2 separate regions of the Homo sapiens genome follow, and region 1 is linked to region 2. A link is an interaction called in ENCODE POLR2A ChIA-PET data of the cell type or tissue named here. Cell type or tissue: CD4-positive, alpha-beta T cell. All regions are shown on one strand. Links, peaks and the distances in the headings refer to the core of each region. The heading gives the core; the rest is flanking DNA.

Evidence for each region. Peaks named below come from ENCODE experiments on the same cell type or tissue, not always from the same donor. Only the 100,000 strongest peaks of a DNase experiment are listed, where the experiment ranks them.
Region 1: POLR2A ChIA-PET joins it to region 2 with 6 read pairs; 1 of 35 experiments calls an interaction of 5 or more read pairs at or near these places.

What each region holds. Positions count from the first base shown.
Region 1 is chr17:45,638,150-45,643,519 of GRCh38, reverse strand. All of the region lies in intron 3 of LINC02210-CRHR1 (LINC02210-CRHR1 readthrough), which reads right to left. The region is part of intron 5 of LINC02210 (long intergenic non-protein coding RNA 2210); the gene reads right to left. It also overlaps the pseudogene ARF2P. Among named protein-coding and RNA genes, the nearest start is that of LINC02210-CRHR1, 20 kb to the right of the region's middle. In CD4-positive, alpha-beta T cell, for the core only: CTCF peaks have their summits at 2,752 and 2,954 (motif pointing left); a DNase peak (open chromatin) is centred at 2,969.
Region 2 is chr17:45,410,343-45,415,712 of GRCh38, reverse strand. The region is part of intron 4 of ARHGAP27 (Rho GTPase activating protein 27); the gene reads left to right. Among named protein-coding and RNA genes, the nearest start is that of ARHGAP27, 20 kb to the left of the region's middle. RefSeq lists a silencer at 3,557-3,744 and an enhancer at 3,587-4,087. In CD4-positive, alpha-beta T cell, for the core only: no CTCF peak of the experiment used is centred there; DNase peaks (open chromatin) are centred at 2,072 and 3,862; H3K4me3 peaks cover 736 bases; H3K27ac peaks cover 1,063 bases.

The sequences.
Region 1 (5,370 bases), core at 95-5,094, 230 kb before region 2:
CACGCCTGTAGTCCCAAATACTCAGGAGGCTGAGGCAGGAGAATCACTTGAACTCAGGAGGCGGAGGTTGCAGTGAGCCAAGATCATGCCATTGCACTCAGCCAAGATCACGCCTTTGCACTCCAGGCTGGGTGACAGAGCAAGACTCTGCCTCAAACAAACAAATAAAAATGTTGGGGAAAGGAAGAGAAAGCCAGCAACTTCCTGGGTATCCAAGTCAGGCACATCAGCAGGTGTTTGTGTGCTCCCCCCAGCAAGTTCCTCACCTCCTTTACCAGGGGTTACAGCTCCATGAGAGAAAAGCCTGATAGATAGAGATGGAAGAGCCCCTTCTCCTAATGGTGGCTGTGTCTCTGCTTGGCTTATCAGCAGTGTGACAGTTTGCTGTTTTGATCGCTCTCCCTTGCCCAACCATTGCCAACCCAGGTTGAGCCCACCTCAAGGGATTGGGCAGATAGAAAGTGTGGGTCAGTACAATCCTCACAATAACTTAGATGATGACATTAGAGCTCAGTAAGGTAGATGTTTTTAACCATGGTCACACAGCTGGCCTACAGTGGAGCAAGGATTTGAACCCGGGGTCTTAATGCTAGGATCCAAATTGTTAACCACACAGCACTGGGCTGGCATCTGCAGAATCTCAGGTTCCCCATGGGTCCCCACATTTTAAGAAGGATGTGGACAGATCAAAGGGGTAGCTCCTGGAGAGCTACCAGGAGAATGGGAGAATGGGAGAGGCTGGAAATCTTGTCCTGTAAAAAACACAAGGAGAGCCAAGTACAATGGCTCACACCTGTAATTTCAGCACTTTGGGAGGCCGAGGAGGGCGGATCACCTGAAACCAGGAGTTCGAGACTAGCCTGGCCAATGTGGTGAAACTCCATCTCTACTAAAAATACAAAAATTAGCCAGGTGTGGCGGCTCACGCCTGTAATCCCAGCTATTTGGGAGGCTGAGGCAGGAGAATTGCTTGAACTCGGAATGTGGAGGCTGCAGTGAGCCAAGATCATGCTACCGCACTCCAGCCTGGGCGACAGAGACTCCATCTCCAAAACACACACACACACACACACACACACACACACACACACACACACACACACACACAAAACAAGACAAAAAAACAAAAAACCTACAGGTCATCAGGGAATTCTGTCTGAGATAAAAATGACTTGGGAAAATGCAATAACTGTCCTCAAGCTCTCAGAGAAATGTTATGTGGCAAAACAAAGACATTTATTTTTCACAGCAGTACTAGAATAATAATGATGTATTTCAACATTCTAAGGTTTAGAGTTCTCTTAAACAGGAGTGGGCTGCTTTGAGATACTGAGCTCCCGGGCACTGAAAGTATTCAAGCAGAAGCTGGACGCCATGGGCCAGGCTTTCTTTTATTAAAACCGAGATGCTACTCTTCCTCTTCTCAAAGTGCCTACAGAACAGCTGAGACCTACTTACCCAGCTCGTTTGTCACTATTAGTTTCATGACTATAAATTTCATACAGCTTTACTGAGGGATAACCTATGTACTGTACAATTTACCCATTGTAAGTGAACAATTTGATGGTTCCTAGTAAATCTATACAGTTCTGCAACCATGACTACAGTCCAGTTGCAGAAACTTTGTGATTATAGATTTTTTCCCCAAAGAACATTGTTAGCATCAAGGGTAGATCCAGGTCCCATGGGCCGTGGTCTCCGCTGACCTAACAGCAGGCCTCTGTGCTGTGGCTCTTTCCTCATATCCTCTCCTCATTCCTTCTTGGGAGTCACCTGATGCTGCCCTGCCACATGCTGCTTGGCCTTCCTGGGCCCTGGGCACCTCGCCCCTCCCCGAGTTGTCCCCGCTGGGCACCTTTGCTTCCTTCCCTCCTTCTTTGCCATGGCTTGGGGGCAGGGGCTTGGTCTTCAGCAGATTCCAAGGCAGTAGGGTGTACTTAGAAGTATGTGAGCCCTGATAACCCAGACCTGTATTTGGCTCACAGCCATGTGGCCTCCAGCAAGTCACCTTATTTTTTGTTATTTCTGTTTTGTTTTGAGACAGGGTCTCACTCTGTTGCCTAGGCTGAGTGCAATGGCTCAGTCTCATCTCACTGCAGCCTCTATCTCCCGGGCTCAAGTGATCCTTCCACATCAGCCTCCCGAGGAGCTGTGACTACAGGCACACACCACCACACCCAGCTAATTTTATTTTTTTTGTAGAGATGAGGTCTCACTATGTTGCCCAGGCTGGTCTTGAACTCCTGGATTCAACCAATCCGCCTGTCTCAGCCTCTTAAAGTGCTGCGATCACAGGCATGCGCCACCATGCCTGGTGACTTTATCTTCTTGAACCTTAATTTTTCCCCTTTTGTAATGCAGACATAATACACATGCCTCGCTCAGTGCAAAGATCAGAGATGATGTGTATCAAGTGACTAGCACAGTATCTACTTTTTTTTTTTGAGACAGTCTTGCTCTGTTGTCCAGGCTGGAGTGCAGTGATGCGATCTCAGCTCACTACAGCCTCCACCTCCCAGGTTCAAGTGATTCTCCTTCCTCAGCCTCCCAAGTAGCTGGGACTACAGGCGTGCACCACCACACCTGGCTAATTTTTGTATTTTTAGTAGATAGTTTCACCATGTTGGCCGGGCTGGTCTCGAACTGCTGACCTCAAGTGATCCACCCACCTTGGTCTCCCAAAATGCTGGGATTACAGGTGTGAGCCACCATGTCTGGCCAATATCCACTATTTTTAGTAAATGATAGCCATGATTACTGCTGCCACCTTCATTATTGACACTCAAATGTCCTCTGCTCTGAGTGCTTATTTTGCCTTTCTCTTCTAGGATATCCCTGTTTTCTGGGTCTCTCCTGGTGTCCAGCCATTACCACAGGCACAGAGATGGATTCCTCTACACTTGGGAAACCCCAAGGCTGACCCCAGCCAGGGATGCATGTGGGTTACTTGGGAATGGAGCAGCAGCACCACCTAGTGGCAATGTGCAGCAGCATGCTAATTACTGGCCAAATGCAGGAGCTTGTCTAATAGCTACTACATCAGGACACCTTGGAAGTCACCTACTCCAGCGGTTCGTCCAGCACTTGTGTGGCCACAGCATCCTCCTAGAGAGGGCTTCCCATGCCATGCACTAGAACAAAAGAGGATGTGGAGAATGAAAGACAAAATAGGAGAAAACTTCTCAGTGTAATGCTCCTCAGGGACCACAGGGTAGTAAAAAAAAGTTTAAAAAGCATCTCCACCAGATCTAGAGACAGGAAGTAGGTCAGTGGTTAGTGGTTGCCCAGTGCTGCGGAGGACAGGGGAAATGAGGAGTGACTGCTAAAGGGTACAGGGTTTCTTTTCAGGGTGATAGAAATGTTTTAAAAGTGGCCAGGCGCAGTGATTCACGCCTGTAATCTCAGCACTTTGGGAGGCCAAGGCGGGCAGATCGCTTGAGGTCAGGAGTTCAAGGCCAGCCTGGCCAACATAGTGCATCCCCGTCTCTACTACTCATACAAAAATTAGCCAGATGTGGTGGTGCACGCCTGTAATCCCAGCTACTCGGGCAGCTGAGGCACGAGAATCGCTTGAACCCAGGAGGCAGAGGTTGCAGTGAGCTGAGATTGTGCCACTGCACTCCAGCCTGGGTGACAGAGTGAAACTCTGTCTCAATAATAATAATAATAATAATGATAATGATAATAATAATAATAATAATGCTGATGAGTTTGTGGCCAGCACTGCTGTTCATACTTGGACAAGATATCTCCAGGGAAACACCGGAGCAAGACATTCAAAGGTAGGAGACACTTAATCCTCATAACTCTATGAGGCAGGTATCAGTATCCCCATTTAACAGTTAAGCAAACTGAGGCTCCGAGATACAGAGGCTAAGAGTCAGTGGCCTGAGGCTAGCAGCCAGTGAGGGACATGGCAGGGATGCAAACATGGCTTTCAGAGACCCAAGTCTTTCCTTAAAACTACTGTACTGAAAAGTGCTCCCCACTTATACTTACTTTGACTCACCAGCTCCAGTGTCACAGTGTGGGAAAGGCTGTAGTGGGTGTGCCGTGAAAAGGCAAGGCGTACTGCCAGGGCCTAAGGCTGGGACAGCACATCTCAGTTTGTCTTCCATAAACACACCCTAGGAGTTTCAATAGAAACTCTGCTAAAATTGATGAGGAAAGAGATTTCAAGAAGTTCAATACATTCAGAAGCACATGACTATCCTCTCCTCCTTCCAAAGCAAGTTCTTTATCGTCTGAGCAATCAATAAGTGTTTAACGAGGCCTGGCACTGTATTAGGTAAGCTGTAGCATAAATACAAAAGTGTAAGACACAGTCCCTGCCCATTTGAGGCGTACAATCTAAATATTTCTCAGAGGCCGGGTGCGGTGGCTCACACCTGTAATCCCAACACTTTGGGAGGCCGAGGCAGGCGGATCATGAGGTCAGGAGTTCAAGACCAACCTGGCCAACGTGGTGAAACCCTGTCTCTACTAAAGATACAAAAATTCGCCGGGCGTGGTGGAGGGCGCCTGTAATCCCAGCTACTCAGGAGCTTGAGGCAGGAGAATCGCTTGAACCCAGGAGGCAGAGATCACACCATTGCACTCCAGCCTGGGCAACAAGAGCAAGACTCTGTTTCAAAAAAATAACATAACATAACATAACATAACATAACATAACATAACATAACATAACATAAATAACATAAATAACATAAATAAAATAAAATAAAATAAAATAAAACAAATATTTCTCAGAAATTACTCCATGGTTAAAAAGCAAATCTGGACTTAGTTGCCAGTATTGCAATGAACATTCTTTAAATTCAATATTTTGAAGAAAAACATGATACCACACATTTATCATGGAATGAAATTTTTTCCTAGTAATATAAACTTCATTGTTATGAATAAATAAGGTTTGCTTCAGTTAAAATTCACCTGACATGGCCCTCCTGTATAATTTTTTATTTAATTTTATTTTTAAAATTTTATTTAAAATTTATTATATTAAATTTGGGACAGGTTCTTGCCATGTTGCCCAGGCTGATCTCAAACTCTGGGCTCAAGCGACTCTCCCACCTTGGCCTCCCAAAGTGCTGGGATTACAGGCATGAGCCACTGTGCCTGGCCAATCTTCTATAATTCGAATAAATATTTCTTGAAAAAGTAGTTTTAGAAGGTTAAATAGGCCAGGCGTGGTGGCTCACGCCTATAATCCCAGCACTTTGGGAGGCCGAGGCAGGTGAATCACTTGAGGTCAGGAATTAAAGACCAGCCTGGCCAACATGATGAAACCCTGTCTCTACTAAAAATACAAAATTTAGCTGGGCGTGGTGGCGGGCGCCTATAGTCCCAGCTACTCAGGAGGCTGAGGCA
Region 2 (5,370 bases), core at 57-5,056:
ACCTGAGAACTGGTAGGCAGGTCTGCAAGGCTTAGGCTGGTCGGATCAATGGGGCTCAGTGTCAGATGAGGCAAAGCCAGCAGGAGGCAAGGATGATTCTACCTTGAGTGACAGAGGTAGATGTCACTCAGATGCTAAGATCGGGGAAGGAGGAGGGAGAGGACAAATTTGATTTGGGGCACACGGTTTTCGACATGTACAAAGGACATCCAGATGGCAATGGGCTATGTGAGCCTGGAGACTGTGCTGCGAGTTGTTGATCTACAGCCGGTGGGGCTGGGCTCTCCCAAGGCGGTGGAGTGAGAAGCCAGGTGAGACACCAAGCATGAGGCCGTGGCAGAGGAGGTGGAGCCTGGGGCCCAATTGCTGAGCAGTAGCAAAGAAAAAGAAGGAAAACTAGGAGGCCTGGCCTGAGGAAGCCCAAGAAGGAGAGGATTTTAAAGAGCAAACACTGGAGAGAAGTCAGGCCAGAGGAGGACCAGATCTATCATCAAGGAAGTGGTAGAAGGCCTCTAAGCAGTGGGCTGATTGTCTAAGTGAGGGAACAGAGAAGTTGGCTCAAAAAGGAGGAAGGGAAAAAGGAATTAGTTGTTAAAAGGAGATGCAGAGCTGGGTCCAGGGAACAAAACTTTTTTTTTTTTTTTTTTTTTGAGATGGACTCTCTCTCTGTCACCCAGGCTAGAGAGCAATGGTGTGATCTCTACTCACTGCAACCTCTGGGGTTCAAGTGGTTCTCCTGCTTCAGCCTCCCAAGCAGCTGGGACTACAGGCAACTGCCACCACGCCTATTTTTTTTTTTTTTTTTTTTTTGGTATTTTTAGTAGAGATGGGGTTTCACCATGTTGGCCAGCTGGTCTTGAACTCCTGACCTCAAGCGATCCACCTGCTCAGCCTCCAAAGTGCTGGGATTTCAGGCGTGAGCCACTGTGCCCAGTCAACATTTTCTTTTTAAGATGGAGAGACCAATTGGGTGCAGTGGCTCAGGCCTGTAATCCCAGCACTTTGGGAGGCTGAGGTGGGAGGATTTCTTGAGCTCAGGAGATCAAGACCAGCCTGGACAACATAGTCAGACCCTGTCTCTAAAAAAAAAAAAAAAAAAATTAGCCGGGCGTGGTGGTGTGGGCCTGTACTGCCAGCTAGCCAGCTACCTGGGAGGCTGAGGCAGAAGGATTGCTTGAGTCCAAGAAGTCAAAGCTGCAGTGAACCATGATCGTGCCACTGCCCTCCAGCCTGGGTGACAGAGCAAGACGCTGTCTAAAAAAAAAAAAAACCAACATGGAGAGGCCTTGAGTTTGTTGAAATGAGAAAGGGACAAAGGTAGTCAGAAAGGAAGGGTTGGAAATTTGAGGTGAGGCCACTTCCGAGCAAGCGGGAGGCTATGGGGTCCTTCAGGACCGGGCTGAGGAGGTTGGCTTGGACGGCAGGCCCCTGTGCCTTCCACTGGGGGAGGGGGAAGGAATGGTGGGTGCAAACACAGATACGTTTGAGGGGGAGGGCAGAAGGTGATCATTCCTTGGTCTCATTTTCCCACCTCCCTAGTCTGGCTCATCCCTACAGCCTTCGCTGGCTGGGAGGTTCCCTCATGGACCATTTCTTTTTTTTTTTTTGAGATGGAGTCTCGCTCTGTCACCCAGGCTGGAGTGCAATGGTGCGATCTTGGTTCACTGTAACCTCTGCCTCCCAGGTTCAGGCAATTCTCTTGCCTCAGCCTCCCGAGTAGCTGGAATTACAGGCGCACGCCACCACGCCCAGCTAATTTTTGTATTTTTAGTAGAGACAAGGTTTCGCTATGTTGGCCAGGCTGGTCTGAAACTCCTGACCTCAAGTGATCCTCCTGCCTCGGCCTTCCAAAGTGCTGGGATTACAGGCCTGAGCCACCGCACCCAGCCCCTCATGGACCATTTCTGATCCCTCCTGGCCCCAGCAGCCCTGCTGGGTGTCTGCCAGCCTTACTTAGAGCACAAGCGTTGTGAGCCCTGAGGATGCCCCACCCCAGCTCCCACCCCGCCCTGGAGGAGCAGGCCAGGCAAGCAGCCCCATGAGGTCACCCAGAGGCTGGGGACAGAGTCCAGAGCCGAGGGCACCCAATCGAAACCCGAAGTCAGAAAAGCAGAAGTGCAGGCCTGCTTTCCCCCAATCCCCATGGGTGTGGGAACCCAAGGCCCGCTCAGTTCTTTCATAGAACCAGCCCTGTGACGGAGTAGGGTTGACAGCTCTGTTCTACACATGAAGAAACTGAGGCCCAGAAATTCAAGCAGCTGCTCAGCGAGAAGCTGAAGTAGAGTCTAGACAAGAGTCCAAGTCTCTGGTCTCCGGCTCCACTCTTTTTCCCTCTGAATCAATGGAAGCTTCTGCCCCAAGCCCAAGAAAAGGGTCTCACCTGAAACCGTTACATTTGGAATCTCACCCCACATCCATGCAATAAGATTACACTGAGTCAGCCGGGCTGCTCATGCCTGTAATCCCAGCATTTTGGGAGACCAAGGCGGCGGATCACTTGAGGTGAGGAGTTTGAGACCAGCCTGGCCAACACGATGAAACCCCATCTCTACTAAAAGTACAAAAATTAGCTGGGCATGGTGGCAGGCACCTGTAATCCTAGCTACTCAGGAAGCTGAGGCAGGAGAATCACTTGAGCCTGGGAGGCAGAGGTTGCAGTGAGCTGAGATCGAGCCACTGCACCCCAGCCTGGGTGACAGAGTGAGACTCCATTAAAAAAAAAAAAAAAAAAAAAAAAAAAAAAAAAAAAAGATTATACTGAGCCGTGGTGCCACACCTGGGAGGCACAGTCAAATCACCCAAGGAGGCTTAAAATTAAACACTTTCCCCAGGTCCCGGCCCAAACCACTTCCATCAGAATCTCAGAGGGCTGAGCTAGGCACAGTTCCCCAAAGCCTACTGAGGCCTGAGGCCCAGGATCCTGTGGGGTCACCCCCAGCTCCTCCGATCCTGCCCCTGGACATGTAGCTCTGGGCCAGGCCGGGATGGTTAAAGGGAGACCCAGTTTCTGTCCTGGAGAACATGTGTTTGGGGGAGGGACCTGTCGTGTGGACATGACTGAGCTCCTTGAGGCAAAGATCACCATTCCTTCTGGCTCTCCCTCCACCTGGCTTGGGTGGCACAGAGCAGACTCACTGAGTCAACAAAGGACACCATGTCCCCTCGCCAGCCCCTGAGCCAGTTCCTGGGCCAAGTCCTGGTTTGGAGGCGTTCATTTTGCCTCTAGCCCCAGAGGACTGGGTCTTCCTAGTGCACCTGCTCCTGCCCCAGCACTTCCTATGAGGGTTTGGGAGGGAAGAGTGAGGTCAGAGTGGGGAAAGGAGGGGTGTTGTGCAGCTGGTTTGTTCTAGAACCTCTCCTGACCCTCCCCCTTGTGCCTCTCAGAGGCATGAGGGTGTGGTGGAGGGAGGTGGACCCCTCTGGGGAGCCACTGTGGTCATCACCTCCTCTCACTGGGGGGAGGGAATCCGAGACAGGGCCTGAGAGCCAACTTCTGTGGCCAAGAGCAGGCAGGAACTGTGTGAGTTTGTTCACTCCCTATAGTTTGGGGCTGGAGCCCCCTGGGAGACCCCCATCATGGGGGCCCAGCTTCCTACTGGGGAAGAGAAGCAGGTGAGATGCCAGGTGAGTTGCTGGCTGCCCATTCTGCAGTCCCAGCCCTGACACTGACACTCCTGGCTCTGCCATAGGGAGTCCCTGCCCCCCATGCTACCTGCAGGGCAATGCTGAGGGCCTGAGTTCCACACCTGTCCTCTTCTCTCCCCTCTCCACCCAGCTCCTCCCTGGTGGCTCAGAGTTTCTGGCCTCTCTGGAATTTACAGAGGCTATTCCTGTCTCTGAGGCCTGGTTGCATAACCCTTGGTGACCTGTCATATGCACGCACACGTGTGTAGTGTGTGTGTGTGTGTGTGTGTGTGAGTCCTCATCCCTGGCCTCAGGGTGGGGACAGAGAGATGGGTCAGGTGTGTGATAAGCATGAGGCCTCCAGCCTTCTGTGATTCCTGCTGTCCTCCACCCTGATAGCGAGGAGGGGATTAGTCTACCCCTGGGGTCTGGGCTTCTGAGTCGGGTACAGGGGATGGGACACTGGTATGAGAGCTTTTGTGGGCAGAGCAGGGCATGGGGCCCAGTCTTGCTCCTAGTGTGATCTCTACAAGTGTCTCGTGCCCCACATTCACACTGTGCCTGGCTCTGCTTGGGGTCCTTGTCCCCAGCCCACAGTGGGTACAGGAGAAGAGGGGCTGAGAGACATGGCAGGGGAGAAAAAGAGATCCAGGGTGGGGGCCAGAGGAGGAAGAATGGGCCTAGAGTGGAAGGGTGGGGGTCAGAGCCTGACCAGGAAAGGAGGTGGACTTCAGCAGGGGTGGGCTGGTGGGCTTAGTGCTGCCTGGCCCTTAAGCCTGGGGAGGAAGCACTTCTAAGGGAGGAGGGAAGACAAGATGGACCCATGGGCTCAGAGGAGGGGCTGTAACTTCTTACTCAGGGCATGTGTCCACTGTGCGTGGCTGGGGTCTGTCATCCCCACACGAGGGGGTGAAGGGAAGAGAGGCCAGGAAGAAGATTTAACCTTCCTCCTGGAAGAAGCTGGTGCCTGGCCCTCTTCTCTGGGTCCTTAGAGAGGAGGGGACAGGCACGGGCATACTTGTACACGTATGTGGACACGCAAGTGAGAGTGGGCACATGTGGGCATGCAGGCGTGGGAGGGCATATGCATCTTGGTGACCGAGTCTGGAGGAGACAGACCCAGGTGGTCAGGCGGGCAGATAGTGATGTGGTCAGAATCCTTCCTGTCCTCCTCGGGGCTGGCACAGTCCAGATGCCAGCTCCCTGTGATATCACATCTGCCCAGACCCCTTCCTCTTTGGGAACTCTTCCCCTCCCCCCCACAAGCTTCCTCTTTCCCATTACACCCTCCCTGGGCCTAGAGGGAGTGGACAACCACTCATTGTCCTGTTTCCGCCCCAGGAGCCACTCCAGGCCAGCCCAGGCCCCCAGCACTCAGCGCCCCCTCTGCCCACCCTGTCTGTGCAAGCGCGCCCCTCCCCCACAGGCTCAGCCGTGATTCTCTCTGTGCAGTTCATGCTGTGGCTGGGTCTGGCCGTGATCTTCCTCTGTGCAGCCCACACCATGGCTATGTCTGGGCCTCGGATGCGGCTCACTGGTCATTAGAGCACTGAGTGGGGCAGCCAGCAGTGTTTCTAGAAGCATAAAAATACCCTCAACCTGAGGCCCCTCCACCCCACCCGCCCCAACTCAGGCAGCACTTCCGCAGCCCTGACAGGAAATGGGCTGGAGTCTCAGCCTCCCGCCATCTCGGCAACTTCTTGTTTCCCTGTTGCCCTGTGCCAGCACTGGGGTAGTGCCCCTGGG